Linked DNA regions of Homo sapiens: region 1 is linked to region 2. Evidence: chromatin contacts called from ENCODE Hi-C or POLR2A ChIA-PET data. All regions are on one chromosome and are shown on one strand. Each heading gives the region's core, a stretch centred on a gene start or an enhancer-like site at or near the end of the contact. The rest is flanking DNA. Distances are from core to core; before and after follow the strand shown. Region 1 overlaps ARID1B (AT-rich interaction domain 1B). Region 2 has its middle 58 kb from the start of ARID1B.

Region 1 (6,164 bases), core at 1,599-4,098, 260 kb after region 2:
ATTTAAAAATTTCCTCAAAGACATTTATTGGCATATATCATTCTGATTGTGGTTTTTCCTTCTTCAAAACCTCTTGATTGTTCAGGTTAGATTTTATGTGACCTGAATAGAAGTTCTCTCTTTGTCTGAAAACTTTTTCCTTGTGGAATGGTTTTCTACAACATTTTGCTAGGCTAATTTAGGTGTGATTTCCCAAAGGGCATCTGACTTGAAAACATTATTCATTCAGGTCTGACAATGCCCAGGATTTTAGGAGAGAGAAAGAGAGAGACTAGGGAAGAAATGAAGTGAAAACTGTAGTTTAGTTTTGGATTTTGAGTTTTTACTATTTATATTTCATTTATATCTGTGTACATTTTATTTTTTTAATAGCCTGAATAAAGATGTGCAATTTAAACAAGTTCAGATTGCCTACAGTTCAGGATTTTTAAAACACGTAGATTATTTTGGGAGCTTTATCTTTATAAACCTTGTAATAACAAAACCACGTGAGTACCAGAATCATTTCTCTTACTTAGTTTCTTGCAAGGGAAGCATTATTGACTCTTCTTTTTGCAGCAAACCAACATTTAAAACACATTGAATGATAAATAAGAAATAATCTTGTTTGGTTAATGTACCTGAAAAGCCAATTGTGTAGAGGTAAAGAGGAAACTGTTGTAATTTTGTTTAAGATTGGAGAAGAAGAGAAAGGTTAAATTGTTCCTTGAAAACATAACGCAGAACCAAAAACCCCCACATGTACTCTCTGACATCTTCTTCACACAAGACATATTTTATATTAATGAAATTCAGATAATTAAAAATCCAAGTGTAGGCATAGAAAAATCTTTACTTTTTCTTAGATACTGGCAGAGTTGTTTTAACTCAGTGAGAAGCATCACATGGAACAATAGAATTTATTAGCTGTTTGTTAAATTGTTTTAGCTGCTACTAAAATATATGCTTTCACTTATCAGAACTTACTTTCAAGTTCCATTACATCCTTCACATGCAGTATATGAACTTTACAGCAGCACACACTGTCTCTCCCTTCTCTGCCTTTTTGCTGTTGTTGTCATACATTCAGTATCTCAATATTTTATAAACACCACTACACATATTTATTTTATCTACCATTTGATGGCCATTTGGGTTCTTTCCACTTTTCAGCTATTTTGAATAGTTCTGCCAGGAACAGTCATGTGTAGGTCTTTCTGTAGACATATTTTCAGTTCTCTTCAGTAGATACTTAGAAGTGGAATCTGCTGGGGGTGTGTGATTTTTGTGTAACATTTGAAGAAACTGCCACACTGTTTTCCAAATGACTGAACCATTTTACATTCTTATAAGCGGTGTTCCTCTCCACACCTCACCAGCACTTATCTTTTGTCTTTTGCATCGTGGCCATTTTTGTGGATGTGACTGGGGTTTTAATTTGCATTTTCCTAGTAATCAATGATGTGCATCTTTTAATGTGTGCATTGGCCATTTATACACCCTTTTTGGTGAAATGTCTATTCAAATATTTTGCCCATTTTAAAATTGGAGGAGTTTTGTCTTGAGTTTTAAGGGTTCTTTATATATCATGGATATGCATCTTTTATCATATATATGATTTGCAGATATTTTCTCACAGGCTGTGGTTTATCTTTTCACTTGCTTAAAAGGTGTCTTTTGAAGCAAAAAAATACCTTTAATTTTGCTGAAGTCCAACTTTACCATTTTTAAAAATCACTTGTGCTTTTGGTGCGAAACTGCCTCATTTTCAAAAGACATTTTTTTCCACCGGATATAGAATTTTAGTTTGACTGTATTTTTTTTTTCTTTTTTTTTTTTTTTTTCAGTTCCTTAAAGATACTGGTCCACTGTCTTCTGGCTTTCATTGTTTTGGCAAGAAGTCTTTTTAATTTTATTGTTCTTGATGTAATGTGTTTTTTTCTGACTCCTTTTAAGATTTTTCTCCTCTTCCCCCCATCTTTCCATGCCACCACAGTGGTGCATGTCACGAGCGTCCATGTGAAGAGACCACCAGGCAAGCTTTACGTGAACAGTAAAGCTTTTTTATTTCACCTGGGTGCAGGCGGGCTGAGTCCGAAGAGTCAGCAAAGGGTGATGGGATTATCATTAGTTCTTATAGGTTTGTGATAGGCGGTGGAGTTGGGAGCAGTTTTTTTGTGGGCAGGGGGAGGATCTTACAAAGTACCTTCTCAAGGGTGGAGCGGGTGTATCGTACAAAGTACATTCACAAGGACGGGGGAATATCATAAAGTACATAAGCGCAAGGGCTGGGAGGGGGTGTATTGTCACAAAGTCAATTGATCAGTCAGGGTGGGGCAGGAACAAATCACAATGGTGGAATGGCATCAGTTAAGGCAGGAACTGGCTATTTTCACTTTTGTGAATCTTCAGTTGCTTCAGGCCATCTGGATGTATATGTGCAGGTCACAGGGGATATGACGGCTTAACTTGGGCTCAGAGGCCTGACAGTGCACACGGATGTCCTGGCTGACATTCTCAAGAGCATCAACAATGCCGAAAAGAGGCAAACGCTAGGTGCTTTTTAAGCTGTGCTCCAAGGTCATTGCCCGTTTCTCACTGTGATGATGCAGCACGGATTATGCGGGGTGGAGTTGGGGGGACTTCCTGGGCCGGGGGACTTTTGCAAGAGACCCCGGTGACTCAGGATTTTGAGTTCTTAACCAGTCGAGTGAAGGATTCAAAATTAACCACTCCAAGGGAGGATTGAAAAAAGAACCACTCTCAGTGGACAAAAAGAAAGAAAGGGGAGAGGGTAACACAGGGATATAAGCCCTAGTCACCCGAGCCAGCAACGGCAACCCTTCTGGGTCCCCTTCCACCACGTGGAAGCTTTCCTTTCACTTTGTTCAGTAAACTGCGCTGCTGCTCACTCTCCTGGTCCGTGGACTCTTTTTAAGCTGTAACACTCACCGTGAAGGTCCGCAGCTTCATTCATCAAAGTTAGCGAGACCACAAACCCATCGGCAGGAAAAACTCCTAACTCAGTTACATTGGCAAATTTGAAATCATTGATGATCACAGAGCTGGGAAAATTGTTGTGAACCTCACAGGCGGGCTAAACAAGTGTGGAGTGATCAGCCTCAGATTTGATGTGCAACTCAAAGATCTAGAAAAATGGCAGAATAATCTGCTTCCATCCTGCCAGTTTGGTTTCATTGCACTGACAACCTCGGCTGGCATCATGGACCATAAGGAAGCAAGATGAAAACACACAGCAGGGAAAATCCTGGAATTCTTTTTCTAGGGATGTAATACATATTTACAAAAAAAAAAAAAAAAAGATTTTTCTCTCTCCTTGGTTTTAAGAAATTTAATTATGATGGGACTGGTGTGGTTTTCTTTGTGTGTCTTTTGGTTGTGTTTTATTGACTTTCATATCTGTAGATTTACAGTTTTTATCAAATTTGGAAAAAATTCAAGTCAGTTTTTTTCTTCAGATATTTATCCTGTCTCCTCTTTTTTTTTTTTTTTAAACAGCAGCTCTAACTAAATATATATATTAGACCTACCCTGAAGTCTCTTTCTCTTTGTGTTTTATTTTTCCTTTGTGGGCTGTGTCTTCAATTTCAGGCTTATTCGTTTTCATTTAAAAATTACCATTAAATCTATCCAGTGAAAAAGTGAAAATGTATTTTTTACATGCATCATTAAAGTTTATAGCTTTAGAAGTTCAATTTGGGTTATTTGATTTGGTTTCCATATCTCTACCTTAAGATGCACATTTTTTCTATATTTTTTGAACATGTGGAATATAGTTACACTAATTTAATATTGTTGACTTTCAGTTCCATTGTCTTTGTTGTTCTGTGTACATTTCAATTGACTGATTTTTCTCTTCATTTGGGGTCTTTTGTTTTTGTTTGCTTTTGTTTTTGTTTGCTTCTTTGCTTTCTGGTAATTTTTATTGTGTGCCAGACATTGTGAATTTTACCTTGTTGATGACTGGGTATCTTTCTTTTTATTCCTATAAACATCCTTGAACTTTAGTCTGGGACCCAGGCATATTACTTGGAAACAGCTTGATCCTTTTGGGTCTTACTTTAAGCTTTGGGAGGTGGGACAGGGTAAGCAGGGTCTGCACTGATTCTGCCCACTTTTCGGGCAGATTCCTCCCAAGGGCTCTGCGTGGTTTTCCCTCTCTGGCGGGTGGGAGCAGGAACTCTTCTGTGTGAGCCCTGAGGATTCTTCTTCTAATCCTTTTGGGTGCTTCTTTCCCCATCCTCACGTGGTTTCTTCACACACACAGGCTGAACGTGACTCTGCCGAGTATGGGAGGGAAGACTGCCAATACCAGGAGCGTTCTTGTTGGGTGGCTTTCCCTGTCTCTTACGCTTCCCTGAAAACACCATCCTCTTATTGACCTCTGATTCCCAGCTCCATTTCCAGACTCTGCCTGGTTTCTGCTCCCAGCACCTTGGCCTGGAAATGTGTTCCAGGCAGTTTGCTGGGGCAGTCAGAGGGTTCACCTGGTTTGTTTCCCATCTCTCAGGGACCAAGATCCTTGTTGATGGTCAGTGTTTTGAAAATGATTGCACCACAGATCTTGTCCAGATTTTTATTTCTATTTTTTAAGGGGGAAATAAATGCAGTCCCTGTGACAGGAATGAATATTAGGAGAATAGAATCTAACAAAAGGGAAACAGGATTTTGATTTCTTCATAGCTGTTATGGACAGAATTTGTGTATCTTCCTTGAGTTTTGTTGAATAAACATATGGAAGTCCCTTTATACAGTGTAGAATCCATCTCATCACCATGAAAACCTTTGTTCTTGTGTGATATAAATTATTAGAGACTGTTTTGTGTCGTTATACAGAAGTTATTTTTAGTATGTTGTTTTGTTAGGTGGGTCTTTACTTAAAATCTCATTTAGTTTCATGGTAGAGTATCTTTGTTAGTATGATTCAAAAGAGAATATAATTTGGGGTTTTATTAGTGTAAAAAGAATTACCATAAACTTTACTTTCCAGTAGACTATATTTAAATGTGATATATTACTTTTTCTAGCCACATACTCTTTTAGCCTTCAATATAGCAGAATCAAAGTATGTTATTCCATTTGTTCCAAATTTCTCTCCATTTTCTATCCAGATGGCTGCTGACTCAAATGTATATGATAATACATTTACATTTTTTCAGTTAAGGCTGATAAATCCATTTTAATGCTATTGAATTGCTTAATGAATAAAAGATTTAAATGTGTCGTCAGTGCTTATGTTTCTGTAAAGTGAAGTATCCTGAAAGCGCTAGTAGTGCTGATAAAGTTTCCAGATTGTGATTTAAGAACTTTTCTGTTTTGCAGTTCTGTTATTACTGTTTCTATACTTACCAGGTGACAGAGTCATTTGAAAGTTCTCAGTTGACAAGGATCTCAACCTTGCAAAGAATATATATATTGTGCATGTAATACAGTACAAATCTAAAGTAACTGCTGAGATGCCTAGGTGGAAACTTACCTTTCTAGGTCAGGTTCCAGTGAATCTTGTTTTCCTTATTCAGAATATGGTGTTAGGTGAACTGACTCAGCTTTAAACTCTTCATATCCTGCCATGGGGAGAAATTACCTGCCCCAGTGATGAGTTTGGGAGGACAGGACAATGCTGTTTATATTCCTTGCTGCTGTGGGAGTATTGGAAATTACTACTTGATCTACCTGAATTTGAGCTTGGCAGTGGTCCAGGGACATTAGTGATTTGCATGAAATATAAACATGAATTATTTGAATCAGCTGTTGCTGTTTTTTTTTTTTGAGACAAAGTCTCGCTCTGTCGCCAGGCTGGAGTGCAGTGGCTCCATCTCAGCCCATTGCAACCTCCGCCTCCCAGGTTCAAGCGATTCTCCTACCCCAGCCTCCTGAGGAGCTGGGACTGCAGGCGTGCATCACCATGCCCAGGTAATTTTTGTATTTTTAGTAGAGACGGGGTTTCACCACATTGGCCAGGATGATCTCTATCTCTTGACCTCTTGATCCGCCCACCTCGGCCTCCCAAAGTGCTGGGATTACAGGCATGGGCCACTGCACCTGGCCTGTTCCTTCCTTTTTTAAAATTATTTTTATTTTTTGAGACAGGGTCTCACTCTTTTACCCAGGCTGGAGTGCAGTGGCGTGATCATAGCTTGGCTATGGCTCGGCTTCCCAAAGTG
Region 2 (6,070 bases), core at 3,293-5,792:
CTTAGTCATCTATAGAATAGGAGTAATAGTGGTATATACTTGACAGAGATGTCGCATTAAATAATTCATGTGAAGTACTCCAAGCAGTTGCTGCTTTCTCATAAGCCTTCGATAAATGTTAGTTATTACTTCCGTTAGTTCCATTCTGCAGATGATGTAAATTGAGACTCAAAAAAAGTGAAGTACAGGCCGGGCGCGGTGGCTCACGCCTATAATCCCAGCACTCTGGGAGGCCGAGGCGGGCAGATTGCCTGAGCTCGGGAGTTCAGGACCAGCTTGGGCAACACGGTGAAACCCCGTCTCTACTAAAATACAAAAAATTAGCAGGGCTTGGTGGCGGGCGCCCGTAGTCCCAGCTACTCGGGAGGCTGAGGCAGGAGAATGGCGTGAACCCGGGAGGCGGAGCTTGCAGTGAGCCGAGATTGCGCCACTGCACGGACAGGGCGAGACTGGTCTCAAAAAAAAAAAAAGAAAGAAAGAAAATTAGCTGGGTGTGGCGGCATGCGCCTGTAATCCCAGCTACTCGGTAGGCTGAGGCAGGAGAATCGCTTGAACCTGGGAGGCAAAGATTGCAATGAGCTGAGATCGCGCCACTGCATTCCACCCTGGGCAACAGAGCAAGATTCTGTCTCAAAAAAAAAAAAAAAAAGCTTTGGTTGAACTTCATCACAGCACTTTGTATAGGAGTGAGAAATTACTACCTAGATATTTAATAGGTGAATAGTAATAAACCAAAGAAATATTCTTACACAGAACTCATTTGCAGCCATTAAAATTGTATTTTTAAATGAATATTTAGTGACACAATGAAATGTTCACTATATTATTATACATTAATGTTATATTAAATTTAAAAATATAGGATCCCCAAACATTAATAATTATAAATATATACATAACACAGAGCTACAGATGCACACATATATACATGTGTTTCTGTGTATATATTATATATGAATGTATACATATGACATATAATGTATTTATGTGTACATATATGATATGCTGCATTTATATCTACATATATAGAGACATATAAGGTATACTGGATTCTGTAGGGGGGGGGGCACAGAAAAACCTGGAAGTTTATATACCAAAAAGATTTTGAAGTAGTTAGAAGTGGGTTTCTCTGAATGTAGAGATGGGGAGTGACTTTTCCTTTTTTTTCTCATCTAATCTGTATTTCTTATGTTTCTACAGTGAAAATGTAAAACTAGTGACTGTGGAGAACAATTTGGCAGTATCTAATAAAGTTGTAGATTGTATACTTAAAATCCTGAAACATTTCCACTCCTGGATGAAAGTCTTTACACATGCACAATGCAACACATACAAGAAGGTTCACAGCAACACGGTTTATAATAGAGAAAAAGTGGAAACAAGGCCAGGCGCAGTGGCTCATGCCTATAATCCCAACATTCAGGAGGCCAAGGCCAGAGGATTGCCTAAGCCCAGGAGTTTGAGACCAGCCTGGACAACATATGAGACCTCCTCCCTAAGAAACATAAAAAATAATTAGCCTAGTGTAATGGCACACACCTGTGGTCCCAGCTGCTTGGGAGGCTGAGGTAGGAGAATAACTTGAGCCCTGGAGGTTGGGGCTGCAATGAGTCAAGATCATGCCACTGCACTCCAGCTTGGATGACAGTGCAAGACCCTGTCCGGAAAAAAAAAAAAGATGTAAACAACTTATATCCATCAACAGAAGCATGGCCATTCTAGACAAAGGACGCTTCGGCAGCAGAGCTGCTGTCATCAATGTGTATATATCAGAAAAATATTGTGATATAGCTGGAGCGATACAGCTGCCAACTGTAGAAATGTAAGTGCAGTATGATATCGTTCATATAAAAATTGTTTGAAATGCAAACTAACACTTTATGGTGTACTGTGTATGTGTATACGCCTGTGCATATGTAGTAAACCTTTTAATGCCTGGGAACGATAAACACCCAGTGTAAGGTAATATTTATCTCTGGAATTTGAAGAAGGAAAATGAGATTAGGAAGGAGGAAACGTCAGTGGTGGGGGCTTCGATTACATCTGTAAAGCCTTATCTCTTGGGCTATGTAGTGGACTACATATGGGTTTTTGTTTGTTTGTTTGTTTTGGGTTGTTTTTGAGGGAAGGTCTCATTCTGTTGCCCAGGCTGGAGTGCAGTGGCACAATGCTGGCTCACGGCAGCTTCAAACTCTCTGGCTCAAGTGATCTTCCCACCTCAGCCTACATATGTTTATTATAAAATTCTCTGTAGGTTTTTGTATGCCTGAAATGTTTCATAATTTAAAAGTAGTACTCATATAATGAAATTTTAAAATTAAAATTTAATTTAAATGTGTCTCTGAGAATGTAATTAGTTGAAGGTACAATCATAAACTTCAGGAATAATTTGGAAAAATATTTTTACATTTTTATTTCTGGCAAAAACAGGATTTCCAAACCAGAACATATAATTTCTCCAAAAACAGAAATGATTTTTAATGACAATATTTTATTGTCATTATTACTCAATTTTGTTTAAAACCCAAAGTATCTCCATCAGAGGGAAAAATTAAGACAAAACACTTCCCTTCCTAAAAAAAAATATGTCTAAAAGAGGGAGTTAGTGAAGACATTGAATCTGTAAAAAGTGGTAGTCATTTTATTCTACCAACATATTCTAAATTTAGAGGGAAATCCACGGCTAGAGCAGCCCCTGGGTGACTCAGCCCAGCTTCCAGGCTTGGCAGAGCCAATCAGCACAGTGTGGCCGACTCCGCCAGGGGCTGGATTACACATCTGCACGCGGTTCAACAGCTTCGTTAGTGACACAGAGTCAAGCTAGCTTGAAAAGCAGGTAAGGAAAACACTCGGCGCATTCCACATTTTCCCTTAAGGAGAATTACACCTTCAAGTCAAGCTGCATTTTGCATGCCTAGGACCCCCAAAACACTATTTAAATTATGTACAGAAACCATTTCATCCCCAGTGAAATATATTTGTCTCTTCCGGAGAAATAAGGGGTGACCCAGTCCCCAAAGAGTCCACCCCCCAGGGTGAAGACCCCCGCTCCGCAAGGATCACAGGTGGGTGTTCCAAGGCATCCACACTCTGGTTTTGTTTTTTTTTTTTGTTTTTTTGTTTTTTGGGTTTTTTTTTTTTTTGTATCAACTTCTCTTTTTTTTTTTTTTTTTTTTTTTCCGAGACGGAGTCTCCCTCTGTCTCCACACTCCAGCCTGGAGTGTGGTGCGATCTTGGCTCACTGCGAGCTCCGCCTCCCGGGTTCAGGCGATTCTCCTGCCTCAGCCTCCTGAGTAGCTGGGATTACAGGTGCCCGCCACCAGGCCTGGCTAATTTTTTGTATTTTTAGTAGAGACTAAAAATTCGCCATGTTGTTTCGCCATGTTGGCCAGGCTGGCCTCGAACCCCTGTCCTGAGGTGATTCACCCACCTCGGCCTCCCAAAGTGCTAGGATTACAAGCATGAACCACCGCGCCCTGCCATTAACGTCTCTTAAAGCACACACTCTGTCTCAAAGGCTGGAGGGTTTGGGAACGTTCTCGTCCTTTCTGTGACCCATCTACCACAGTCTTGGGGGTAAAAGCCCCGGTTTAAAAAGCTGGGAAATTCCACCTCATGGCCACGCGGTCTCAGCAGCTCTGGCGACTGGGAAACGTAGGGTTACAGGGCGGTAAAGATCATCAGAAAGGAGGGCTGAGGAGAGAAACTAAAGACTAAAGGTGAGAGGTCACAAACCCTGAAATTAGTAAAGATCTACGTTGTCGGGGGTGGGGGTGCGTGTGCGCCCAGCAAAAAGCCTCTGCGTCCACACAGGGATCCACCGCGGGGCTTCTGGAACTCACAGGCTCCCTCGGAGCCTTCAAAGACGCGACCTGATTGACAACAATTTTGTTTACACACCACACGCCCTGGGAAAGCCACACACCAGTGCCGGCGTTCCAGACGCTTCCTCTGCGCAGAGCCGGCCCAGGACGGGGGCGGGGCGGGCCCTGTTGCTCAACTCACCTCTCCCGCCCCGCACCCGCTCCCCGGGGAGGCGCCGACCCAGCGAAACTGGTGCATGTGTCAGCCGCCCAGCACCGGCCCAGGAGGCCGGCCGCGCCGCAGGCCGGCCTGGGAAAACGCCCAGCGGCTGCAGGCCTCCCGCTGCGCGCTGCGTGGTTCTGCACTGCACTCAGGACCTGTCAGGAGCAACACACACGCACATGCACACGCCCACACACATGCACACAGACACACACGTGCACACACTGCGTCGGTAGGAATAGCTCAGAGGTGCCCTTCCTTTCCAGGCAAAGTGCTTAGTAGCTGAATTCAGCGAGAAGAAATCATCCAAAGGTAACCCTTGCTCTGAGCCCTCCCCAGGAAGAAGAGAGAGGTCACTCTGGAAAAGCCTGGAACCTTCTCTCGCTTGAGGGTGCGGACAGCAGCCCACCTCCCCTTTGGCTAGGCCAAAGATCTCTCCTTCCTTTTAGGCCTAGCTTTCCCTGTCACTAAAAGGGCTACATTTATCCTTAAATATCATCTAAGCTGAAATACTACTACATTGCTTTGCAGTCGGTCATAGTGGAATCTTAGTTTCAGAACTACATTCAACACCTACTGCGCAGAAGCACCACATGGACACTGCCACAAAAATTAACACAGTGGATCCTAACAGAGCTGAATGGGGTTGCTGTGAATATCTCCCTAGTAAGATAGGAAAAAGGCCCATGTGGGCTATGATATTTGTATAAAGTGGTGTCGATGAGCTCATTGCAGGACTAGCTATTTGAACTTAAGTTTCAATGAAGTGTAAATGAGAACTGACTTCACCCTTGACTTTTATTTTTCTCTCCAAGTATTTCTCACTAGCCATTTTCATTTCCTCCTTTTCCTACCATTCTCACCCTCATCTTTCTACCCTCTTCTTGAAGCAGAGCACTTTTTCTCCACACTCTGGAAGGCCAGAGAGGAGAGAGGATTAGAGGCCCGTAAGCAGGGGAAATCCTATCCATTAGAAAAGGACAAGGGCAGAACAGGGGACTTCCGTGCTTCTCCTGCCAAGTTAATACGCTAGGAGAAGCAGCTGGGTCGGGTCTGGACACGCTTTTCTGTTCTGCAGCTCACAGAATTTTTTTTGTCACTTTAACTTCAGTGATCTCCGGTGCCCCCGAAGGCAAGTAGCACACCTGAATCATTAAGCTTCAGATGAGTTGAGTTCAAAGTTTTATTTTCTACTTTTAAAGCCCTCAATAAATTAGGGCAAAGGTACTGGGAACCCAGCCTCTTGCCCTGGCGTTCCTCTGGGATTGTTAAGGTTGGCTAAGCAATCTGCTCTTGAGAAACCAGGTGTAGAGAGACCTGGGTGGAGAGATCCGGGGGTTGTTTGTGGAACTTTCTCCTCCTCTGTGGCATATGCCAGCGTCTCTCAGGAGCAATCCTGCAAGGTTGCCTCCAGAGCTAGGTGGTGTCGACCTGTCTTTGTTATGCAAGTTGCTGAACTCACAGTGTTCCAGCGGAGTGTTCCTGGCCAGCGCATGAATGAGGAAATGGGTCGACACGAATTCTGGGCAGCAGGATTGGAATGCAACACCTCCCCACCCCTGCCTTCCCTGCACCCCCATCTTCTTGGGATAGCTGATACTCGAAGAGAAGCTAATGCTTGATTAAAGTGATACAATACTGTGTAGTCAGACGAACATTCTGAACAAATCTAAGTTGATCTTTTAAAAAACAATTAATTCTTACTGTTGTTGTTGTTGTTGTTGTTGTTGTTTTCTTTTCTTTTCTTTTCTGAGACAGAGTCTCGCTCTGTCACCCAGGCTGGAATGCAGCGGCACCATCTCGGCTCACTGCAACCTCTGCCTCCCGGGTTCAAGCGATTCTCCTGCCTCAGACTCCCAAGTAGCTGTGATTACAGGCGCCTGCCACCAAGCCCGGCTAATTTTTGTATTTTTAGTAGAGACGGGATTTCACCATGTTGGCCAGGCTGGTCTCAAACTCCTGACCTCAAGTGATTCACCCACATTGGCCTCCCAAAGTGCTGGGATTACAGGCATAGACCACCGCGCCCGGCCTAATGGCCTAA

The links. Hi-C counts contacts between places; a loop is a spot of excess contacts on that map. ChIA-PET counts read pairs that join two places held with the same protein, here RNA polymerase II (POLR2A). Pooled maps may share reads with other maps.
Region 1: a loop to region 2 is called in a pooled map, with 2.0 times the contacts of the local background. The contact joins two enhancer-like sites. A Hi-C loop is called at or near these places in 2 of 50 pooled maps. POLR2A ChIA-PET finds 5 or more read pairs at or near these places in 5 of 52 experiments (CD4-positive, alpha-beta T cell, H1, HepG2 and 2 more).

The regions. Positions count from the first base shown.
Region 1 is chr6:156,973,808-156,979,971 of GRCh38, forward strand. The region is part of intron 4 of ARID1B (AT-rich interaction domain 1B); the gene reads left to right. Among named protein-coding and RNA genes, the nearest start is that of MIR4466, 200 kb to the left of the region's middle. Within about 2 kb of position 2,849, at least 6 of the 41 ENCODE cell types and tissues checked have a DNase peak (open chromatin) inside an H3K27ac peak, as active enhancers do.
Region 2 is chr6:156,716,094-156,722,163 of GRCh38, forward strand. No RefSeq gene overlaps it. Among named protein-coding and RNA genes, the nearest start is that of ARID1B, 58 kb to the right of the region's middle. RefSeq lists silencers at 3,902-4,221, 5,342-5,636 and enhancers at 4,822-4,891, 5,196-5,744. Within about 2 kb of position 4,543, at least 37 of the 41 ENCODE cell types and tissues checked have a DNase peak (open chromatin) inside an H3K27ac peak, as active enhancers do.